Linked DNA regions of Homo sapiens: region 1 is linked to region 2. The links are chromatin loops, found by intact Hi-C in ENCODE. Cell type or tissue: heart right ventricle. All regions are shown on one strand.

Evidence for each region. Hi-C counts contacts between places; a loop is a spot of excess contacts. Peaks named below come from ENCODE experiments on the same cell type or tissue, not always from the same donor. Only the 100,000 strongest peaks of a DNase experiment are listed, where the experiment ranks them.
Region 1: a loop joins it to region 2, with 2.8 times the contacts of the local background. A loop is called at or near these places in 8 of 110 quality-filtered maps.

The regions. Positions count from the first base shown.
Region 1 is chr7:123,490,359-123,498,358 of GRCh38, forward strand. IQUB (IQ motif and ubiquitin domain containing) reads right to left here. Exons shown (of 13, transcript NM_178827.5): 7 at 6,338-6,548. Among named protein-coding and RNA genes, the nearest start is that of IQUB, 40 kb to the right of the region's middle. In heart right ventricle, CTCF peaks have their summits at 4,031 (motif pointing right) and 4,231; no DNase peak of the experiment used is centred here.
Region 2 is chr7:123,671,126-123,679,125 of GRCh38, forward strand. No RefSeq gene overlaps it. Among named protein-coding and RNA genes, the nearest start is that of LMOD2, 19 kb to the left of the region's middle. In heart right ventricle, no CTCF peak of the experiment used is centred here; no DNase peak of the experiment used is centred here; H3K27ac peaks cover 3,557 bases.

The sequences.
Region 1 (8,000 bases), 180 kb before region 2:
TTTTTACATCTAATAAGAAAGTTTCACAATACATGAAGCAAAATCTGATAAAATTGAAAAGACAAATAGGAAAATTCACAATTACAGTCTGAGATTTCAATACCCCCTCACAATAACTGATATACAAATAAATGGGAAATTTGTAAAAATAAAGAAAATTTAAACAACATTATCAATTAACTTGATCTAATGGCCATTTATTGATCACTACACCCAACCATAATAGAATGCAAATTCTTCCTACATGCACACAGAATATTCTCCAATGTAATTTGTATTCTAGTTGTTAAAATAAGTATCAATAAATTTAAAAGAACTCAAATTGGCCGGGTGCATTGGCTCACGCCTGTAATCTCAGCACTTTGGAAGGCAGAGGTGGGCAGATCACCTGAGGTCAGGAGTTCATGAGCAGCCTGACCAACATGGAGAAACCCCATCTCTACTAAAAATACAAAATTAGCCGGGTGTGGTGGCAAGTGCCTGTAATCCCAGCTACTCAGGAGGCTGAGGCAGGAGAATCGCTTGAACCCGGGAGTCAGAGGTTGTGGTGAGCCAAGATCATGCCATTGCACTCCAGCCTGGGCAACAAGAGCAAAACACCATCTTGGAAAAAAAAAAAAACAAACAAACCTCAAACCTCAAACCTCAAATTATACAAAATTACATTCTCTCATTACAATAAAATTAGAAATCAATAACAGAAAGATATCTGAAAAATCCCCAACTATTTAGCAATTAAATAACCTACTTCTAAGTATCCCATGGGTCAAGAAATAATCAAAAGGATAATTAGAAAGTATTTTGAACTGAAAGAAAATTTCAACTCAACATATCAAAATGTGAGGATGCAGCTGAAGCAGTACTTAAGGGAAAATTTACAGCACCAAACACCTATAATTAGGAAAGAAGAAAGGTCTCAAATCAAATGACCTCAGCTTCCACCACAGGACTAGAAGAGGAGTAAACTGAACCAAAGGTAAGCATAATGAAGGAAATAAATAACAATAGAAATTAACAAAATGGAACAGAGAAAAAGAACTGGGAAAAATCAGGGGAAGAGTAATAAAACTGATAAATCCCTAGGCAGACTGATCAGGAAAAAAAGAAGGAAACACAAAATTACCAGTATCAGTAATTGAGGTAACATCACTATAGATCCTATAGGTATTAAAAGGATAACATGGAACATTATTAACATCTTTATGCCAATAAATCCAACAACTCAGAAAAAAATTACCAATTCCTTTAAAGACAATAACTATCAAAGCTTACTCAATGATAAATAAGTCACATGAATACCCCTATATTTATTAAAGAATTGAATTTATAGTTTAAACCTTCCCACAAAGAAAATTCCAGACCTAGTTGGTGTCACTGTTGAATTCCTAACATTTTATGAAGAGATCCTACTAATTCTACACGAACTGTTTTAGAAAATTGAAGAGCACAGAGGAGATTAGCATTATCCAAATACTAAAACCAGACAGTAACATAACAAGGAAAAAAAAGTCACAGATCAATATCCCTTAGGAATGTAGATGCAAAAATTCCAAAACAAAATTTTGGCAAATCAAGTCTGACAATACATAAAGACAAGGCATTAACAGGGCCTTTGGGGATGTGATTAGGTAATGAGGGTGGAACCCTCATGAATGGGATTATTGCCCTTATTAAATAGACCCAAGAAAGCTCTTCATCCTTTCTGCTATGTGAGATCACAGTGAGAAGGCACCATCTATGAACCAGGAAACAAACCATCCCCAGACACTGAGTCTGCTGGTGCCCTTGGAGTTCCCAGACTTGAGAACTCTAAAAAATAAATTTCTGTTATTTATATATATGGCATTTTGTTATAGTAGCCTGAATGGACTACGAACTTAACAAAGATACAAAGGCAATGCAATGGAGAAATGACAGTGTTTTCAACAAATGCTAAAGGAACGACTGGATGTTCAAAAGCAAAAAGTTTAAACATTCATCTCAACACATATCTCACATCTCATACAAAATTTATTTCAAACTGGATGTTATACCTAAATTCAAAATATAACACTATAAAACTTCCAGAGCACATAGGAGAAAAGCTGTGTGACCTTAAGTTTGGTGATGAGTTTTTAGGTATAACACCAAAAGCATGATTCACACGAGAAGAAACTAATAGGACTTATTGAAATTAAAAACTTTTGCTCTAAGAAAGACACTGTTAAGAGAATGAAAAGACATGCCAAAGACTGAAAGAATGGAAACCTGCCTGAGCGGGGAAAGGGTAGATCCTCTGAACACACCCTCACCTCTCAGTTCCTTTCCTCACCACTAGCTGCTGTTTCTCTTCTGTACTCCTTTGGGAGATGAGTGAATGAGAAGGGGTAGTTCTTACTCACCCCACTCTCCAGGCCTCTCAGATGATTCAAACTCACCATCCTGAGGATCTTGAGCTGAACCGCAACTCCCCTGGCCCAAGACAGATGTATCTGCACTCTAGGTAGCCACTTAGGGATAATCTAGCTGTTCACTTCAAGCTTCTTTCTGACAAGATCCCTTCACTTCTATAGCTGGTCCTATTAAACAGGACCAAGAGCACCTCAAATTGCCCTGTTGCAGGCTCAATCTCTCTTGTATTCTCTACTGTATAGTCCCCTTTTGATAGAAAACAAAGATACATCTCTGTTTTAAAAATCCTGGGAGTGCTATAAATAATGCGGCAGCACTCTCCAATATCAAAGAAGTCTGAAAGCCCTCCTCTAGTTCTCTAGGTTTCTTTGTTTGGACTCAGACCCCAGTCTACCATCCTGGTCAAGGTTCAGGCAACAATCCTCGTTGTCCCCCAAACACAGGGAACATTTCCAAGCTCACCAGGAATACTCCCTTGAAGCTCCTTTCACTAGGCATTTGGTCAGAAAATAACACAACCTACCCACCCCAACCCCAAAGCATAGCAATGGCTCTCTCCAAAAAAAACCTACCTTACTAACCTCTTCAAATCTCTCCTAGCCCTTCTTATATGTTTTATCTTGCTAAGTGACCCATGAGCCAAGAAATAGGTCCTATTTTACTTGGTTTGTAAATTCTTTATGAGGGAGAGAGAGATTGACTCTCATTGACTCTGGTATCCTGATATCTCACCTATTGGAGCCTCAGTCAAAAATAAGGCAGGGTGATAGCACCCTCCAGAAGGGCTAAAATGAAAAAGACAGAAGCGTCCAATGTTGGAGTGGATGACAGCAATTAAAACTCTGATACTCTTTCATAGGAGTTTAAAATGGTACAACCTCTAAAAAACCATCTGGCAGGATTTGCTAAAGCTGAATTACGTATATCCTATGAACCAGCAATTCCACTGCTAGGTTTACACCCTGAGAGAAATGTGTGTGTATGTGTGTGTGTGTGTGTGTGTGTGTGTGTGTGTGTGTGTGTGTGCATGTGTGTATATATACATATACACAAGTAGTACTACTACAAACATCTTTTGGTGAATATATATACATATACACATATTTGCCAAAAACTAGTTGGGGGGGCAGGGAGGAGGGGTGGGAAGGACCAAATCCACAGTAAAATGGATACATAAGTTATGGCACATCCATGCAATGGCATACAAAGGGCAACTACTCACAACAGCAAGGATCGGTCTCATGACATAATATTGAATTTTGAAAAACAAACAAAAAATTATATTCTGCATAATTCTGCCTATATAAAATTTTTAAATAGACAAAACAACCCCAATTATTCTATTTAGAATATGGGATACTTAGCACCTTTTTTTCCAAGTAATGGCCCTAGTGACAATTCAGAACGATAAAAGAGATCACCCTCAACATACTGCTATAAAAAGACATGAAAATCAAATATTATTGCCTGGAGATAGCCTCCTCTTTGACATATTACCTTATACAGCTAAGTTTATTTTCTTAAATTAATATCATTTTGCTTTTATTACTGAAGAACAGACTACCTCGAGGAAAAGTTAAGTTTCATATTATGAATTATAGCTCAAAGTATACAATTATCATTATGAGCCACAAGAGGGCAGCAGCTCCAAGGAATGGAGTTATGAATATGAAATGAAGAAAATTACAGAAGAGCAATATAAATTATTGAGCTTGTAAACCACAGATTTTTTAACAGAACTTAAAAATTATTATTCCAAGGCTTTTAATTTGGAATTTTAGAACTAGAAAAACCCGAAAGATGTCTCTTTTATATAAGAAACTTCATGGATTTCATTTTCCTCCATATATAAATCATATGTGGACTTATATAAAATATATCTGTTCTACTTTAGTATGAAAATTCTGTATAAAATCATTTGCCATAGAACAATAGCTCGCATATGTATAGGTCCTTGTACTTTTTGAAATACTTTCATAAATGTAATATTTTATACTTTTTACTCTATTAAGCCCTCTGAAGTAGACAGGCCAAAAATTATTAATTCCTTTTGATAGATGAAGAAATCGAGGTTTAGGATAAGTGAGAAACTTGTCCTAATTAACACCACTAATAAGTAGAACAGGCAGAAGCTCATTCAACATATTTTCTATTATTTTGCACAGTTGTCTGTTAACCACACAAAGATAACAATGGTATCCTTTAGTCACATAAGAATTTAGAATATTATTTTAACAGAGCTCTGCTCTAACAGAATGTTAGTTTTAAACTTGTCAATAAGACCTTTCATAGATACCTGGCTAACGATGTTCTCTATTGAAGTACTGACACTTAATAATCTTTGTTATCATCTGACAGAAAAAATGGAAGTAGAAGTGAAGTTTAAAGTAAAATAAGCAGTATTTCCAGAGGACAATGATTAGGATAAAATGGAAAACAGACACACAATTCTAGGGAGCAGGCTTAACAGTTACCTCAAATACTACCATAGTAGTTGTAAATATTTACCATAAGCTATAAATATTCCTAAAGCCACTCAATTTTTACGTTACCAGGAAAATGAATTTATTAATATTGTTTATTAGCCCTAATGTTTAATTATATTATTTTTGGTAAATAGCATATTATCTTATAGCTATAAAAAGACTCAATATCTGATGCTTAAAAATGTAGCCAATTAGAAAGGAAACTGCAACTTGAGGAACAGAACATATAACATCCACAAAAAAAATAGTATGTAATGAAACAAACAAATGGAAGAAAATTTGCTTAGTGTTATAAATAATCAGAGAGAGGTCAAAAATTTATTTCCTTGGACTAAAATATCCCATTCAACTACAAAAGCCAATTGAGGCTATTTCTAGGTTTTAAATTTTTCTGTGTCTTCATAAGGGTCTAATTTCTCCACTCTCAGATATCTGGTGTATTAAGTAACTCTTCTGCTCCAGTTATTTCCACCTTACCAGGTACTGCTGGCAAAGCAGAAGCTAGAGACAGTTGCATTAGTATAACCCTGGATTTCTTCCTTTCATTCATTCATTCATTCATTTTATGAACATTTGTTGGGCATATGAGCTAAGCACAGTAAAAGGCAGCTCATCAAAAAATAAATGAATTATTCCCTCATGGCAGAAATAAATGTTAAACAAAAGATGTATTATTACTAAAGAAATAACTGAGACTGAAAAAAAGATGTAGTATTACCAACTGTGGTGATAAAAATGAAAAGTTTCAGGTGCAATGAGGACCATAAGATGACAAAAGAATATCCAACTTATGTTGTCATTCACAAAAACCTTTAAGCAGGTGACATTTAACCTGAGATCCAAAGGTGGGCAATGGAGAAACACCTCCAAGAAGGGGAATCGTGTATCTACTGCCTGGGTAAAGAGTGCCTGGCTTGTTCAAATAACTGAAACTTTTAATTTATCCATGACTAGCACACACACTGTAGAAGAAATAAGGTATAAAAGTCAAGGTGTAGAGAATATACATTTATATAGTATTATTAATAAGGGGGAATTTTAAAAATATTGCCAAGCCCCTTCTCTAAAGAGCAAAATCAGACAGGATGCTGGATTGAGGGATTAAAGAACAGCTCAACTCTGAGTTCAAAATTCCCAAACCACAAGAAAACTAGATTACACAGTACTTTCTCTCTTTATCTCACATGAATGAGGATCAAATGAAATAATATACTAAAACTGCATAATTCACAAAGCAGTATGTACATTTTAATTGTTAATATAAAAGCATTTCTAATTTCATTTCAGCCTTAATTCTTATTCCAAATATAAAGTGGTATTCATCTTTCAAAATTCTCTACTGCAAATTTCCAAGACATCTCCCTAAAATAATAACACCTTCCTTTTGTCTGCAGTAAATCTGTTTTTCCTATTAATGAAGAATTTAAAAATATTTTTTGCAAAGCCTGTGTCCAACTTACATTCTAATGCATTATAAAGAAATTCAAAATCTTCATTTGTTTTAGGATTATGCCTCCGGTGATAGTCCAATTTTATCCATTCTTCTTTTTCTCTTATCTTCCTTAGTTCTTGCTGTGTTTCCCATTCCAGTCTTAAGCTTTTCTGTCTTCTTAAATTCTCTACGAAGATTTTAGCATGCCATTGCCTGTAGTAAGTCTGTATCACTATCACCTATAGTTAAATTAAAAGGAAATAGAAAGTGCCTATCATCAACTTTTTGATCAGACAATAAAGGCAATGATGATTATTTCAATTCCAATTCCACAACAAAATAACTGAGTCTAGTTTTAGCTCCAAATACATATTTTCACAAACACTAACATAAAAAACATGTATAATGCATGTGACTGCTATTTGACTTTGACATCTCGCAAATATACCTTCCCAGAAGGATGTTTGTACGATCCTTAACAGAATAGACTCTGGAGTAAAACTTAGTTTGAATCTTCCTTCTGCTACTCACTAGTTGTTTGATTGGATAAGTTACTTGCCATCTCTATGCTTTAGTACCCTCATGTGTAAAACAGTGATAATAAGAGTATACATATAAAGTGCTTAACCCAAGCCTGGTACATCATGAGTCCTCAATAAATACTATTATTGTCATACATATTAATTATCTCCATCTTATCTTAAATGCCACTAGCTTAGGCTCATGTTTATAACAAAACTGTGTTTTCCTAAATACACATCAGGTAGGTATGTGTGGAAACCACCAAAGGCAGGTTAGATAAAATGGAGACTGAAGCAAACAAATATTTATTAACTTGTATGAAACATGAATATGTTTGAAAGTACACCATAGTACTAAACCCTCAAAAAGTTTATGATATAGCTGAGAGAGTTTATCATTTTTTTCTGAGAGTTTATAATTTTATTTATTAAACTCATAAATAAAAATAAAATGTGAAGAGGCCGGATCAAGACTGATGATAGAGCTTATGCTGATGCATCCCTTACTCTCATCCTAATGCCTAATAATTGTAGAAAAACTATGTAAAGCAGATATCGACAAAGATACTAGATCAAACTGAAGGGGTCCCCCAAAAGAATAGAAACTTTGAAGAATCCCTTCAACAAAAGAGGCCAGTAGAATTAATTGAAGAAAGAGTCTGTAACCTAATCATGCACTGGAGAAGCAAGTCAGAAAAAACAAGGGGCTCTAGGACTGCTCTAAGCCCAAAACTGATGGATGGTCTGAGCAGAGTGGCCACTAACCAGGTGACTTTAAAAACTGCAAAAGGGATAGGTTCCTCTAAAATAATTAGGCAAGGAGCAACAGAGATATTTGTCCCTAGGCAAGAGTGGTGAGTGTCCCAGAAGGTGACACCCAGGATGAAAAAAAAAAAGCCCCCTATCCAGAAAACTAGGTTTCTCCCATAATCAAGCTTTACATTTCCCCTAAAATCATGGGGTCAGACTGGGTGAACCAATATGCTATTGGCACACTGGACATTAAGAATCTCAAACACATCAGCGGCATCTAGAAAACTATTAGCAATGCAAATTTTCAGGCCCCACCCCAGAGCTATTGATCAGAAACTCCTGGGTAAGCACAGCATTCTATATATTCATGAGCCCTCCAGATGATGCTTATAGTAAAGTTTTAGAACTACTAGAGTA
Region 2 (8,000 bases):
AAAATTCGACTCCGATCACATCAGTCACCTGCTTAAAATTCTTTAATAGTAACCCATATTCTACAGAATAAAGTTCATATTCTTTAGCATGGTAAATATGATTCTTACCATTTTTCTGCCTCATCTTCCAATGCTTGTCCTCAGGTACCCTGTGCTTAAGCCATATTGAGTGACTTGTAGTTCACTGAATGAGTGATGGCCCCTCTTGACACACATCTTTACTTATATCATCTACCTGTTTGGAATTCACTTTTCACTCTCTACATCTGGTTAATACCTACTCATCTTCCAAAAAACACTTTGAAAGATGAGTATCCTATTGACCTAAGGAGATGGGGAAAAAGGCACGATTCAAAAGAGCCTTTGCTCTTCTCCACACTCTCCCTTAGGTGACCTTATCCAGGTCTCTATCTTGAAATACCATCATACCACATGACCCCCAAGTCTTTACTCCAGCACAAAATCTACCCCTACAATTCTAAACCCACACACCCAAATGGAAAAGCACCTCAGACACAATATATTTAAAATTGAACTCCTCCTCTTCTTCCAAAACCTTCTGCTATATCCCACAGTCCTGCATATCACTCACTGGACAGTCTTCTCTATCCCTATCCCTCCTGTCTTCCCACTGGACAGTTACCTGTCTTTGATTTCCACACACTCAGCATTGATGAGGAGTTTTAACAGAGCGCTTGCCACATGAGCTGTTTAGGGACAGTAGCCATGTCTGATCTCGTTAGTGCTCCAGGGCCAAATACATTTAATAAATGTTTGTTGAATAAATGAATGACTCCAAGAAAATGCACACCACTCACATGGTGGTTTTTATGATAATGGGATTTTGTATTTCTGATATTGTACAATGGCTACAATTTGCCTGATAGAAAATGCCTCTGGTTCATTCAACACCTTTAGTCAGCATGAAACTTGGCTCTTGCTCCTCAAACACCATACCAGCTTCCCCACCTTCTTGGTTTTGTTCACAGGGTCTCTTCAGTTCAGAATTTTCTTTTTAACATCTCCTTGGGTCAATAAGCTACTCATCTTTCAAGATTCACTCTTATAAAATTTACCTGTTCCATTCTTCCCTCTGAGTCTTCTTTATCCTTCCCTCAAACTTTTCTTTTGGTACCTACTATATTTTGCATTGCATTATACTATTTGTAGACGTGTCTTTTTTTTTTTTTTAAAGACTGAGTTTCGCTCTTGTTGCCTAGGCTGGAGTGCAATGGTGCAATCTTGGCTCACCACAACCTCCACCTCCCGGGTTCAAGCGATTCTCCTGCCTCAGCCTCCCGAGTAGCTGGGATTACAGGCATGTGCCACCACACTCAGCTAATTTTGTATTTTTTAAGTAGAGACAGGGTTTCTCCATGTTGGTCAGGCTGTTCTCGAACTCCTGACCTCAGGTGATACACCTGCCTCAGCCTCCCAAAGTGCTGGGATTACAGGCATGAGCCACTGCACCCGGCCACATGTCTTATCTTCCTACTATCCTACTGGATTGATATCCTGGGAATCAGGCACTATATCTTATGTTCGTGTCTTGAAACAGCAAGGTCTCAATACATATATTTGATTAGATGGAGATAATTAGCTACTCAACAATAGTGAAGTGACATCATGACAGTACCCTCTCACCACTCCTCCAGTGTGGTCAACAGTGGTATGGGATGCTTTTCCATTGTGCAATTACTAGATATTACATGAACAGTGCTGCTCAGCTATAAAGAAAATCCCAATCAGTCATCCCTTTTGGAACTTCATGATTGAAAATATTTTACTGTTGAAAACCACACAATTAGATGACATGTTGACATACTAAAATGTTTCCAAGCCAAAAAAGGAGGATAGGTGTTAAGTATTTTACCCTCAAACACTTTTAGTATATTACTGGACTCTGCGGTAACATGGTAAGTGCCCAAAGTGAACTCCTAGAATTGCTGTATTCCATGGCTTCTACCTTTTGAAGAAAGATACTGAGATCTATAGATCAATCTATGGATCAGTGGTGGGCAAGCCAGATAGAAACGCCCAAGTCAGAAAACCAACAGCCCACGTGGATGGTCAGATGTGGGTGGACATGCAATCAGCAAAGAGCAATTCTTGTTAGGCAGGACAGTCATTACCACCTGGCCCTTGTCGTAGTGGTGGTGATGGAGGTGGGTGGATGTGTGGGACATGTACCCATGGGGTCCAACCAGAGCAAGAAGTGACCCAGACTCTGGCAATGGGGCATAAGGCACTTGACTACCACCCTTGACAGGGCAGGACTAGGGCAAGGGAAGCTATACTGCAGATCTGAACTAAAGTACAGGCAGGGAGCTAAAGGAGTGGCTCAGAGGGGATGGTTGGAGTCCAGGAACAAGAGTACTAGTCACTGGTCCTGTTTGAACAGTTCAAAAGAAAATGGCCTAGAGCTCCTTATAGAAACAAGGCTCTCCCCAGTAGAGGTAGAGGGATTGGAAAATGATGCAACAGGAAAGGAACGTATCGAAGTCTTGTCTTGTGTGTAACAAATCACTTGTCTTCAATTTTGCTTTTACTTACAAATACTTATTTTGAATGCAAAATTTTTACATTGATCAAAAAGGATTGTGGTTGAGAAATGAGGTTCTAGAGGCAAGACTGGCCCCAAAAGTCTAGGACAGGGCAGGATCTATGCATGGAGGCTAAAGGGCTCCAAGGAGCATGTCACTAAAGAGCCGCCAACGTAGGCATTTCACTCTACCATCTCACTCTAACACTGGCACATTTTAGGGCCAGAGTTCTAAGAATATCTACATTCACTTGTGCTGACCCTCCTCCCTCAAAGACTCCACCCCTTTTCTATGTGAGATCTGGCGGCAGAGGTCAGGCTGTGTAGTCAGGAATTGCTGTGCAGGCTTCAGTTGGGAGGGTGTTTGGGAAAGTTAAGGGTTGACAACTGGAAAATGCAAGTCTGGTTTCTCTAAATAAACTATTCAGAGGTGAAATTATAATCTTTAAAACCTTAACTCTTTCAGTTCATTAGACAAATTTGCAATCTAAAGCTGAGGGTTTCATTTAGATATATCTGTTTGTACACTGACAATGCTGCATGAATTTTCAGATGACTAATCACTTGTTCCAGATTGAAACACTGTGTGATTAGCTGTATAGCCTTTAGAACAAGTTAAACAGTTTGTTAGCAACACAACTTTTTTTTAAGCCATATATTTAGAATGTTTTAAAAATTAGGCATGTTATTGAAATGTATACCAATCTTCTCACATCAAAAACTGTAGTCACTAGCACTAACTGCTAAATGTCTCTTTCTCCCTAAATAGAATCTCAGAAGATCCACTAATCACTGTTACATAAACACAAAAACAAATGATCTAAAGTCACTCTCAGGTTACAGTTTGCAAGTTGTCCTTCCTGAATTTATCGTGAAATAATTCCCTGTCAAGCTGGGGGTGGGTTGGTGGCAGCACCCAGATTAAACCAATACATTCCTGTGAACAAATTATCCAACAAATAGCAGCTCAAAGGGATGCTTTACATTGAGGCAAAACTGGAAAAATACAGCTTTTTTTTTTTCTTAAATTACATTTAAGGGGAAGAGTCAGAGGGAAAATATATTGATACCTATTTGTGAATGTCTTTCTAGAAGTTATACTTCAATCTTCTGCAGTTCTTGCTTTTTCAACATGTTAGCAATTGAGAGTTGTGGTGACTATGCAAGAAACCAGCAACAGCTGAAAATATCACATTCAAGAGGAGCAAAGTAACACCAACTTCTTCTCTAAATCCTGCCAAGAATTTCTGGTGACTCTCTGCAGAGACACTCATAGAAAATTTAACAGGAATCTTGACCTGTTAGAACTTGCTCGGATGGATTACAATCCTTTTGCCTCAGAAGCTGTCACTAATAAAAGCTGTTTTTAAAGAAATACAAACTTTTTTTTTTCTTTTAAGCAACAAATCCAAGTTGTTCCTGACCTCCTTAAATTAAAAATCACCATTGGGTTCATTCAAAAGTATAAAATAAATATGAAATACTTAAGAAGACACATTGGCAGAGATTACTCTAAATTCACAAAGAAAACTCTGAGGTAATGCCAAATAAACTGTTATGTAATCATTTATTAAGCATGTGGGATTACTCAAACATACCAGTTACCTAATCTTTCAAGTGGAAAAAATATTTCATTGGTGGTGAAGTAGGGAATGGGGATCAGGGATGAGCAAACCAGATAAAATATTTTAAAAATTCTATTCATGTACTCCAAAAATCTGGGGCTGTTCTAATCTTAAAACTTGCCTCAGTGGCTGCTGGTTTAGTTGCATGATTATAATGTATTTTCCTTTCTGTTGCATATTTTTTTTTAAATCAGAGTGTGACAGCATTTTTCTTTGGGTCTTTGCATGTGCATAAGCAGAAAAATCCCAAGCCCTCCACATTTGAAGTAGATATTGGAATAACCATTTTATTTCTGCATCCAAACCATCTCTGGTGTCTTAATGCTACCTGGTAGGCAGGGTACTATAGTGGTGAAGGGTTTGTATTAAGACAGACTTTATTTTGAAGCCCAGCTCTGACATTTACTAGCTACTTAAATTTGTGCAAATTATTTAATCTAAGTTTCATTTGCTTTGGCTGAAATATTGTGATATCTTGCTCATATAAACCATTTCACATAGCGTGCAACACTTAATAAGTGTTCAATAAATACTAGTTAGTATTATGAGAATTCTTTTCAACATGATTTTCCTCAAAGGAAAAACATTTTGGTGATGAAGGTCTGGGAATGGGGTGAGTACAGCCATGGGACTTTTGGAAGTCCCTCTAAATGGCTTCATCACCGTCATGAAAAAGTAGTCCAGTTTGAAACTAGGTGAGAGCCCACATACCATCACTTCTGTAGAAAGGAGACAGGGCCAGAAGATGCCACCCTCAGGAAGTCAGAGAGCAGTCTACACTGGGAAATGCAAACTAAGTGGCTCAACTGTGCCCTCTGGAAACTGTATTTTAGAAAAATATCACTATGGACTGATACACATATTGCCACTGCAAAGTAGGATGAATATTTGAAGGTGTTCTTGTTACTACTAACAAGAAGTCCATGAAAGTTTCACTGTGCACCCATCCTCCAATATCTACTCACTTACAAGTTACAGAACCCATATATGAGAAAGCAAATCCTCCTCTGTGCATTTTATATCCCCCCCATTGCCCTCTTAATACCTGCACCTGAAAACTAGTATTCATTGCTGTAACGGGAGACAGAAGGAGGGAATGGCAGAAACTATAAAACAAAATTGCATTGGATAATTTCTCCGAGTTGTAAGAAGAATGAAGGTTATTACCATAATATTCAGAGAAAAAGTAAAGCAATGCTTTGAAGTAGTAACTGAAGACTGAGAAGCAATGCCATAATTCTCTGAAACCTGTTGTTTCTTCTAGTTGTCTGTTCAACATCATGCAGTTTCTATCTTTTGAGATCCTGCAGGGAAAAAAAATGCCATTGGAAATTTAGGTTTTGAAACCAGTTGAGAAAAAGAGTTTTCTGCATTTTGAATTTTATATAGCATGATTTATGTTCCTCCATAAGAGAGCTGGAACAGCTCTAGCAAGTTGCCTAATCCCACTGCCAAGGTGCATATTTAGTCAGGCCAGTTCTTCCACAAGAAATAGATATTCGTCTAAAATGCCACCTCCACCTACATTTCTCTCAATAGCATGTTGGACACACACTTCTGCATGTCCAAAATTTCATGGTTAATGGTCCCTTTTTCCAATTATAAGAGAACAGATGATTTAGCTTTGACAAAATGATTAAAGGATATGTATTTCCTACATCAGTGACTTAAACTCTCATATTTAGAAATAAATTATGCAGCAATTTGATATGAACCATCCTGCATAAAACAGCCTGTAGTCACCAAATCTTTCAACTAGCCTGTTTTCACCACTGAACCATTATCAGTCTTGTAGGTAAGAATTACAAATATGAATCTCCTCCTTACCCTTTTGTTTCACCAACATTTTCCCATTAGATTAGATGCTGAGTGCAGTCATGTAAACCTCCCAAGAATCATGACCTACGGATAAAAAGCTACTTCTCGACCTAAGTGGAGTCAGCCACAGAATAATTTATGCACTAGTTCCTTCTCCTTGTACTTAGCAAGTTGTTTTAAATTTCCACAGGTCATGGTGGTTCTATAAATATTTTATATACATCAATATACATAAATGTTCTTGCCCATGCATACTAAGGCAATCTCTAAATAACATCAAGTAGCTCCAAGACTGGCCTCTCCAGTGACCTGCTAAAGCAGGCTTTGTGTTTTTGCACATTTGGAAGTGGCCTCAGCTGTTGGTACACCCACACACACACACAACCAGTGTATCTCCAATAGTGTGTCAAACTTTTCCAGCTGTCCTTTACTTGTCCACCAATGCATGCCTTTTGCCATTCTTTCACAATTGGTCATGTGCACAATTTCTATCCCAAATCCTACTGTGTCATGTGCACTATTTGTATCCTAAATCCTACTTAATATACTATAAAAACTTGCTAAGGAAGTGACAGAAAAAAAAAATAAGCCTGACTTCTCAATGGGACTTAGCATTATATGGTCACATGAATTTCCTGTATTACCCTGATCTTAGAGATGTATTAGTACATAGATTTGTTTTATTCTGGGGTCTATTTCCAACTTACAGTAATGATAATCATTTAAAATAGTTTGTTTCAGTATAGGACATTAGAGTAATACTTGCATTCAAGTGCATTTATCCATTGACTCTGAAAATAAATCATACTTCTGGAAATTTCTGAAGACTCAGGAATATTAATTAGGAAAACATTTCCTTACATTTCTGTTCTTTCTTGCTTTAGTCACCATTTCCTATTAATATTTAAGAAACTTGTATATTTAAAAGCTTTCTGGGGAAAACCTTCAAAAAAAATTCCTTTACAGTTTTACAATGCCTATCTCTACCCTCAATTTTGTGGAAAATCTTACCAATGTGTAGAGCGATAGTTTTTCACAAGTTGAAAGATACCCCAAAGTTTATTATGTCAAGCAGTTCATATGTAGGATCATTACCACAATCCTAATATCACAAGGCAAGACCAAGATACAAAGATAAGGCTACATTGAAGTGTTAAGCTGCCATGCATTGGAAAGGGCAACTACATTTCTTTTTTCTGTGCATATAAGTTACCCTATCTTTTCCAACAACCTATCAAATACCATTTAACAGTAGCACATAATTAGTGAAGTAGGCTTTGCAAAGTCTTTACAGAATCAAAACTGAACTCAAAGGCACAATCTATTTGTTTTTCCTAAGCTGGTCGAATGATCTTGGTTAGTGATTTAGACAATTTGGAAACAAACAAACAAACAAAAAACACAAGAAAAATACCGTGATTCCCATATCAAATCAGTTTTTTGGCTGTTTTGAGTTTTTGGAAAACAAAGTGATGAAAGTGCTAAAGCAAACAGGGTGCTAAAGGGCTCATGTAGTGTGCGCAGACTACCTCTTTTTGCACAGTCTAACTGGTCTAAACCGTGTCAAGTTAACGCAGTATGTTGGCTATAGAACTTTTGCGTACTGGTGCGGATCTAAAGCAACCATCTGGCTCAGAATCCACTTGAACTTCCTAAACATCTCTGGGCAGCAAGTCCATTATAAGCATGTTCTATAGCATCCAGATATTCAACCATGGCCAAAGAAAGGCCTCTTAAATGGAATCATAAGGCCCATTTACTGGTGGTTTGGTAAGAATGTGGTTGAAATACTAGGGCTATGCTTGTATCTACAGCAAAGTTCAGAAAACTTAAAAAAAAAAAAAAAGAAAAAGAAAAGAAAAAAACCCTTACACTTGAATGGTCAGGTGTAGTTTTGAGCTTTAGCTGACAGAATTAAGAGAAAGTTTGGCCCTTATGCATTCACATCCTTGCTCAATAAACAAACAAAACACAAATGAGTCTCCTCCTCCAGAACTAGTTTTTGTCCCTAAAAA